2 separate regions of the Homo sapiens genome follow, and region 2 is linked to region 1. Evidence: chromatin contacts called from ENCODE Hi-C data. All regions are on one chromosome and are shown on one strand. Each heading gives the region's core, a stretch centred on a gene start or an enhancer-like site at or near the end of the contact. The rest is flanking DNA. Distances are from core to core; before and after follow the strand shown.

Region 1 (3,968 bases), core at 319-2,818:
ACAATGGCAATGGACATCTCACCACCGTGATACTAGGTACTCAGTAAACATTTGTTAAATGAGCCAGGGATTTTCACGGATATGTAACTTAGCAGAATACTAGGCCATCAGTTCTCGGGCTGCCAAAATATTCTCAGCATTTTGTCTTCTTACCCTCTTTCTCAGTTTATCACAGTGAAAACAGTCCTGCCTTAGAGATTACAACTGTGCCACCAACAACAAAAGCATAATCTCCACAGCACAGCCATGCAACTTTAATCAACTAATTATAATTGTACATAGGTTAGCAAATTTCTCAATGGGAAATTCTGAGTTAAAAGAGAAAATTTCTTAGGGGAAAATACATATGCCAGCATACATGCCTGAAAATAATTTAAATGTGAAGGTAACCATGATCCTCTAAGTATTTAAAACTATTAAGAGTTTCTGACATGAAAGTTAATTAAAAACGTATATACGTAAATGTAAAGTTTTCTTAATATAATCTTCCTAGCTTCCATAAAAGAAAGTATCTGTTTTTCCTTTAACGGGTTTTTCCTCCTTCACTTAACTGCTTTTTTACTTAGCAGTATTGTCCCAGGTAGAGTCGCTGCGTGTATCTTTAACAATATTCACCTTCCTCCTGATAGGCACACAAGGGCTGGGAATTTGGATGGTGAACTATGCCTAGAGCATTGATTGTATCATAAAGCAGGAAAAGTTTTTGTGGAGGTTTCCCTTGACCAGTACATTATATAGGCTGGTGCCTATTACAGATTTACTGATTTAAAACTTAAAGTCTCCAAAGTGTAAACTACTGATTAAGGAATAAATTCTAAATAATTATAAAAAAGATAAATACACTTTGGGGCAAGGCAGCGGCCTCAGGGCTTGAGGCGGTAAGGGAGACTCTACGAAATGTACATCCTGGGGGCGAGTCCCGAGTTCATCTGCCAAGGGAAACGACAGCCTCTCAGGGCCCGTCCCTGTCAGGGGTGTCCCTTCGGCTTCTGGGTACCTTCCCAGGGCTAAGATGAGTCCTCAACACGAGTTTCCGAGCAAACTGGTACCCAGGGGTTAACATGTGCCTGGGCTGACCTCCAACCCCGCCGCGGCCCCTGACCCTGCGGAAGGTAACGAGAAGCAGCGCGGCCCAGCCGCCTGGTCCGTCCGCCCTTAGCACGCCGGGGACCTACGGCCAACCCCGCGCCCCAACTTCCCGCCACAAGTTCTCTCTGCACCGGCAAAAAGAGAAACTCCACCCACTTTTCCGCTAACACGTCGGACCCGCTTTTGGCAAACGTGAGTAGAAGGGGACGCCTTGTTCTCACTCCCAGCGGGGAAAAAAGAACCAAACGCGGAAGCAGCGACTCTGCCCGGGCCGGAGCTGAGGCCCGGGGGCTGGGACGGCCCGGAGTCCCCGGCATCTAACTCCGACGGCAGCCCTTTTCCGAGCGGGGCCGCGGCTCCGGCACTGCAAGCGGAGGTGCCGCCCGCCACCCAAGACCCCAGAGCAAGAGACTGACCGGGCCTCAGGATCCCCCGTCGCCGGGCCGCGCGCACCGCCTCCTACCTGCCGCTGCGACGAGGCGGAGCCCCCGGGCCTACAGTCCCGCGGGGAGGCGGGCCCAGCACTCGAGCCTGCCCTCCCTAGGACCTGCCTAACTTCTCTCCAGCTGCGTCGGCCTCGCAGTGCAGCGGCCCGCGGAGCCTCACACAGGCCGCAGCCGGTTCCTTTCAGCGGCCTGTCCACGCCCCGGAGACGCCCAGGGGAAGGAGAGGGCGCGGCTACATGGGGAATGGGAGCTGTGTTACTACCTCCACCCTGGCCCGCCAGCGTCTGGACGAAGAACCGCCGCCAGACCAGTTTGGTACGAAATAAGCACGACATGCATTTGTGTAGGAGTGTTAGATCTCCTGTACCACAACCTGAGTACTACGAGCTTCCAAATGGCTAGTCCTTACCGAGCTCTCGCCGAGCAACTAACTATTGGTACTAGCGAAGACTCCAGTTAGGAGGGCCTGTATGTAACTCACCGCGTTTAAGTTCTCAAAGGCATATTGGTTCAGGACCTATTTCTGCCATTAATCGTAGGATAATTTAACACCGTAATTAACAAACTTCAGGTTTTTTTGTCTGTGAAATGGAAATAACCCTTGTTGTTAGATTATAAGGTTATTGGTTATAAGATTATGACAATAAGGTGAGGACTTTATTAAGCAGTTTTCTAATACATAAAGACTCATAGTGGCCAGGTGCGGTGGCTCACGCCTGTACTCCCAGCACGTTGGGAGGCCGAGGCGGGTGGATCATCTGAGGTCAGGAGTTTGAGACCAGCCTGGCCAACATGGTGAAACCCTATCTCTACTAAAAATACAAAAAATTAGCCAGGCGTGGTGGCGGACGCCTGTAATCCCAGCTACTCGGCAGGCTGAGGTAGGAGAAGCGCTTGAACCCAGGAAGCAGAGATTGCAGTGAGCAGAGAGCGCGCCACTGCACCCCAGCCTGGGCAGCAAGAGGGAAACTCAGTCTCGAAGGAAAGAAAAAAAAGACTCATAGTAAGCTTATATTTTAGACTAAACCAAACAAATGCTTAGACAAAGATTATTAATACGTCAGCATTCTACATAGTAACCACCAATAATTGGTTGGGATACAAATACTGAAAGGAAAATTAGAGCCCTTTAATGACTTTGATAGAATAAGGAATTGGGGCTCCCTACATCTTTCAGACTGTCACCAAAATGAAAGATGGCATGAGAAGACGTTTCTAAAAACAAACAAAAAAGTATTTTTAAAGAAACAGTCCATAGAATAATTGTGCCCTTAGTCATTCACTGGTCCAACAGTGTCCTTTCTTATTTTCTTAAGATATTTATATAACAGATGCATAATTACAGATATTTATGTAACAGATGCATAATAATCCTAATATCCATATTGGGTACTCTTTCCTCCTTTCCAAATTTGTTTAGCTTTCCACCACTTCCCCGGCTCCCTTTTGAGAAGAAACAACTCCAGTAGCAACCACAGCAGATTACTTGTAGGTGGTTCCTCTCCCTACAGGCATGTATCCAGTGTTAGTAAATCCTGTTGGCTCAACCTTCAAAATACATCCAGCATCTATCACTTAGCACCCTTACCTGCATTCTGGCCCAAACCATATTTTTTCTCTAGGTAATTGTATTACCCTCCTAAATGTTTTATACCCTCTTATCCCTTTAGTCTGTTCACAGCAAGCAGCCACATGATCCTTAACGCTTAAATAATTACTGAGCTTAAAACAATTCAGTGTTATTCCAATTTACTCACAATTAGCCAGTCTTCGCTATGACTTTAAACAGCATTTCTCAACCTGGGCACTATTGACAGTCAGCCTGGATAATTCTTTGTTGGGGGTTTGGGAGAAGGAGGAGGATTGAGAGATAGGCTGTCCTGTGCATTGTAGGATATTTAGCAGTATCCCTGGTCTCCTCAGCACTCCCTCCCACACAAGTTAACAACCAAAATATCCCCCAACATGACGAAATTTTGCCAAAATTGCCAGTCGTTGAAAAGAACACTGATCTACCTATTATGCACTCCCACTCCCCAATGTCCTATTACTCTCTTCAACCACAGTGGCCTGCTGTTCTCAAGAACTTTTCGCATTTACTGCCACCTGGACCACTCTCCAACCTGGTATCCGTATAGACTGCTCCATCACTTCCTTCAGGTCTTTATTTAAAAGTCAGTTCAGTGAGACCTTTCCTAAACATCCTATCTGAAATTTCAGCTCACCCACAATATTTCGTAGCCTCTTTCCCTGTATTTTTCCCAGTACCTACTGCTATACAGCAATATATTATACAGTTTATTATTTATTTTGACAAAAGACAATCTTTTTCAGTAAATTGTATGTTTCATGAGGTCAGGCAACATTTTTGCCTGTTTTCGTCACTACTGTATCCCCAACCCCTAGAAAGGATATGGGCAACCATTTCCTTCT
Region 2 (3,665 bases), core at 725-3,224, 5.8 Mb before region 1:
GTGGCTGGCAACTAAGTGCAATCTGGTATCTTAGAGTGAATCATGGGAACTGTAATCTGAACAAAGCCTTTAGTTAACAGTAATGTACCTATGTTAATTTCTTAGTTTTGACAAATGTGCAACTTTTCTATAAATCCTGAAGTATTCCAAAATATAAAAAGTTTTTTTAAAAAAAGTGGATGACAAAGTAATGACAAACATACACAGCAACTCTTACCACTTGATTTTGAATCTTCTGAGGACAAGTTGGCATTACAGCAAAGGCTGTGAAATCAGTCAATGCTTGCCAATTCTGCAACCTATTCTAAAGCATAACTCTACATGGAACACCTTGGGTTTATTAATATTTCTAACTTTTAAAGAGAAGTAACTTGTCCACTTTTACCTAGCATATTCTTGCAAAATACCGCCTTTATGGTAACTGAATATTGTTATTACAAAACCAGTACGTTTCTAACAGTTCTGCCTTTCTATTCTTGAATAAGACATTTACTCAATCAGAACATAAGCATCTCTTACCACATATAAGGTATAACATGAATTTGAAAGTCTAATAACAAGTGACATTTCTGAGCTTAGCGCTAAAGGCAAGCATAGCGTTCGATCTGTTTCGATAATAACACAGGCAGTCGAATTCTCTTACTTTAATCTACTACACAAAATTTAAAGAAGAGTTAATAAAGCGATGTAGAACTCAGTAGGGCATTTTTATTCCCAGGGTCAAATGATGGCCATTACTGACACAACTTTTTTTTTCCAAAAGTACACCTACATTTATCAGGAAGCATAATAAGTGTTTGTGAACTTTACTAGCTGTGTGTTCATCAAGATGGCTGAAGCTTTCACACACTGGAGTCTACAAGGAAAGAGTTTACTTGCATACCAGAAGGCAAATCTCATGCTACAAACTGGTGTCAAAGGTTTATGCCAGCACCAATTTCAGTGAGTACACCGTACACACATGCATTCATATACACGTTACTGATAATCTCAGTTGAGGCATTCCCTAACCCTTTTTAAATACACATGTGGAATTTAGAGAGCAGTTTTCAAACTTCAAAGGAACCTTAATCATCTTTTCATAGTTCAAAAAAGGAAAAAATAAACACAGCAATGCAGCAAAGTCATTTCTCCAGCTGAAATGACCTCCAGCTTCTTCGGGCTACTCCCAGTTTCGCAATAAGTGAATCTGAGACGCAAACCACGTACACACAAACGAAGTAGAAGCGGAGAACACTAAAGCTTCCCCAACAGTCCCGGCAAAACCCACCCGGCTTTTCTCAGTCCTCCCGCTTCCCCAGCCCTTCCCGTCTGCGTGCACGCACAGGTACCTTGACACAGACCAGGAAAAGAGAACAAGGATTAATTAGCAGCCAAAAATCCTGTTTTATCACTTACAGCCACTATCCAGGAAAGCGACGGTACTACTAACCTGATTTCAGGGAGGCAAAACTAAACCCAGCAGGGTACAGGAGCATAAATTATACGCGTCTGGAACGTCAACCCAGCAGCTCAAGGCAGCTCAGATGACAATTCAACGAAAAGGGTTTCGCAAATGTTATCTCAAATGAACATTTCCACTTCCAAACCACCCACCAACCTCTCCACTGTCAGTACCCAAATTTGCCTGAAGCAACTCGGGATATAAGCAGCAGCATTTCTTACCTTGTACAAATCTCGACATTTTAGGGGCTTAGTAAAATACTCCGGCTTTTTTTTTTTTTTTCTAGAGGAGTCACGCTACAGGGCAGGTCTCTCTTCCTCTCCTGCTTTAACAACCGATGTATTCTTTCTCCTCCTATATTTAACTACTTAAGGGAGTATTTATTCAAAGCGATTAAAACTGGCTCAAGAAAAAAGAAAAGAAAGAAAGAAACTCCTTCCCCAATTCCAAAAGACGGAAACTTGGTGCGACTGAGTCGGTTTGGGAACTCCTGAGCTCCGGACACAAATGAGGGCCAGCTGGAGACTCCCGGAAAAGGTAAAACCACACGAACTTAAATTTCTTCAATGAAAGAGGCGGACCTACAGCGGCTATTTCACCGCCCCCAAGTCCCCACGCCCTCCAGGGCTGTACTGCAGGAGGCACTGGCAGGCCGCGCCCCTAGCTGCCCCCTCCCCGCGCCGCCGTCCAGGCCCCAAACGCCTCCCCCGAAAACCCCGGTTAACAGCGGCTCCCGCCCAAGCAGGGGTCGGGGAGGCGGGCGAGGCCGGCCAGCGGGGGCAGTGCAACCATTTTCACCAGCCATAAACATCCTGGGACTAGGAGGCGCTACCAATTCCACGCTCTGGCTGGCCGACCGGTCGGGGCCTCAGCTCCCCGCCTTCCCGCCTCGAGCAGTGAAACCCGGCCGCAGCTTTTTCTCGGTAGGGGCCGAAGGCTACGCTGCCCCTCCCCCGCAGCGGACACTAAGGGGTCACCGGCTAGAGGCAGACCCGTGCACCGGCGCGGGAGTCCCAAGGGAGGGCACCGACCCTTCCCGTACATATTCTCGCCCCGCCTGCCCTGCGCTCCTCAGAAGCCCAAATTCCGCCTCCGAGACCACACAGCGGGCCAGCGAGAGCGGGAAACACACTCATCCAGGGGGTCGCCGGAAGCCCAACCCCGCCCCTCCTCAAGCCGCCAGCGAGACCCACCTTCCTCTTCCTTTAGCAGCTGGGAAATTGGGGGCGTTTATGGCGCCCCGGGAAGAAGGCTCGCAGGCTGAAAGTCACCTCTGAGGCGCCCTTCTCTCTCTCTCTCTTCCCTCACACATGCACACCTTGAGCCCCTCCCTAACGGTCGCAGCCCAGCTGCTAACCCCCCCTTGTCCACCCGTCAGCCGGCTCCCGACACCCACAGCCCCTACTTTCTCCTAAACACCTCCCCTCCCCCTCCATTCGGAGCAGCCCCTTCAATGCGGAAATGTCCCTGCCGCACGGACCGACAGGCGCAGCCGCCAGTCAGGAGCCGAGGCGGACGCAGGCTCTGGCCAATGAGACGTGTGGAGGTGGCAAGGGGCGGGGCGTTGCGGCACTTGAGAGCCCGTCGGAGTTGGGCACTGAGCAGTACGCGGGGATACCGCGCGTGGGAGCAGCACTTACGGCGGCGTTGCGGCCAGGGAAGCCTCGCCAGTATATCTCAGTGAGGGAGAGCACCTGAGCACGACTGGTTATTTTTCCAATCAGTAAAAATATTCCCGCTGACTAGGGACTAAAGAAAGCCCTGCGGATAGAGCCGGAGCTCCCCACCGCAGCTGCCCCGAGGGAGCCCAGACGCTTCTCAGGGGACGCTTGCTCCCCTCATCACATCTGGTTGGGGGAGGGTGAGGATGCGTTAGGGAGTAGGCATTGGCCTGTGTGGGCCAGCTAACAAAAGGAGGGTTTAGGCATTGAAGAAAGTGACAAGTGAAGGCTCCCTCACCGGAACCACCACCATCCCCATTGCCCCGGTTCCTAATCCTGTAGAGCTGCTGTGATAGGCGTTTACTTTTCTCTTCAACGTGGAACTGGCCTAAGTTACTCCTCAAGAGATGCTTTTCTTTTGGTAGATTCTTGAAGTCCTCAAGGAAAGAGGATGTTACACGGAACTTGACACTAGCCTGGGGACTGTTACAGGGCCAGCCCACGGCTTGTCAAATCACACCTGGTACCGTCAACCCCACCTGCATCTAAGACTCAGTGTG

Evidence for each region. Hi-C counts contacts between places; a loop is a spot of excess contacts on that map. Pooled maps may share reads with other maps.
Region 2: a loop to region 1 is called in a map of CD4-positive, alpha-beta T cell, with 13 times the contacts of the local background. The contact joins the promoter of UGP2 here to the promoter of VRK2 in region 1. A Hi-C loop is called at or near these places in 3 of 168 maps with a recorded cell type or tissue (CD4-positive, alpha-beta T cell and naive thymus-derived CD4-positive, alpha-beta T cell) and 9 of 50 pooled maps.

Annotation. Positions count from the first base shown.
Region 1 is chr2:58,044,406-58,048,373 of GRCh38, reverse strand. It overlaps VRK2 (VRK serine/threonine kinase 2), which reads right to left and starts at 1,568. Exons shown (of 13, transcript NM_006296.7): 1 at 1,506-1,568. It overlaps LOC107984043 (formin-2-like), which reads left to right and starts at 1,141. Exons shown (of 3, transcript NR_171623.1): 1 at 1,141-1,850. RefSeq lists a silencer at 1,316-1,585 and enhancers at 1,189-1,744, 1,736-1,855, 1,745-2,300.
Region 2 is chr2:63,840,205-63,843,869 of GRCh38, reverse strand. It overlaps UGP2 (UDP-glucose pyrophosphorylase 2), which reads right to left and starts at 1,974. Exons shown (of 10, transcript NM_006759.4): 1 at 1,666-1,974. The coding sequence starts at 1,684. It also overlaps a transcript of WDPCP not described here. RefSeq lists enhancers at 1,868-1,917, 2,788-2,967 and a silencer at 2,018-2,327.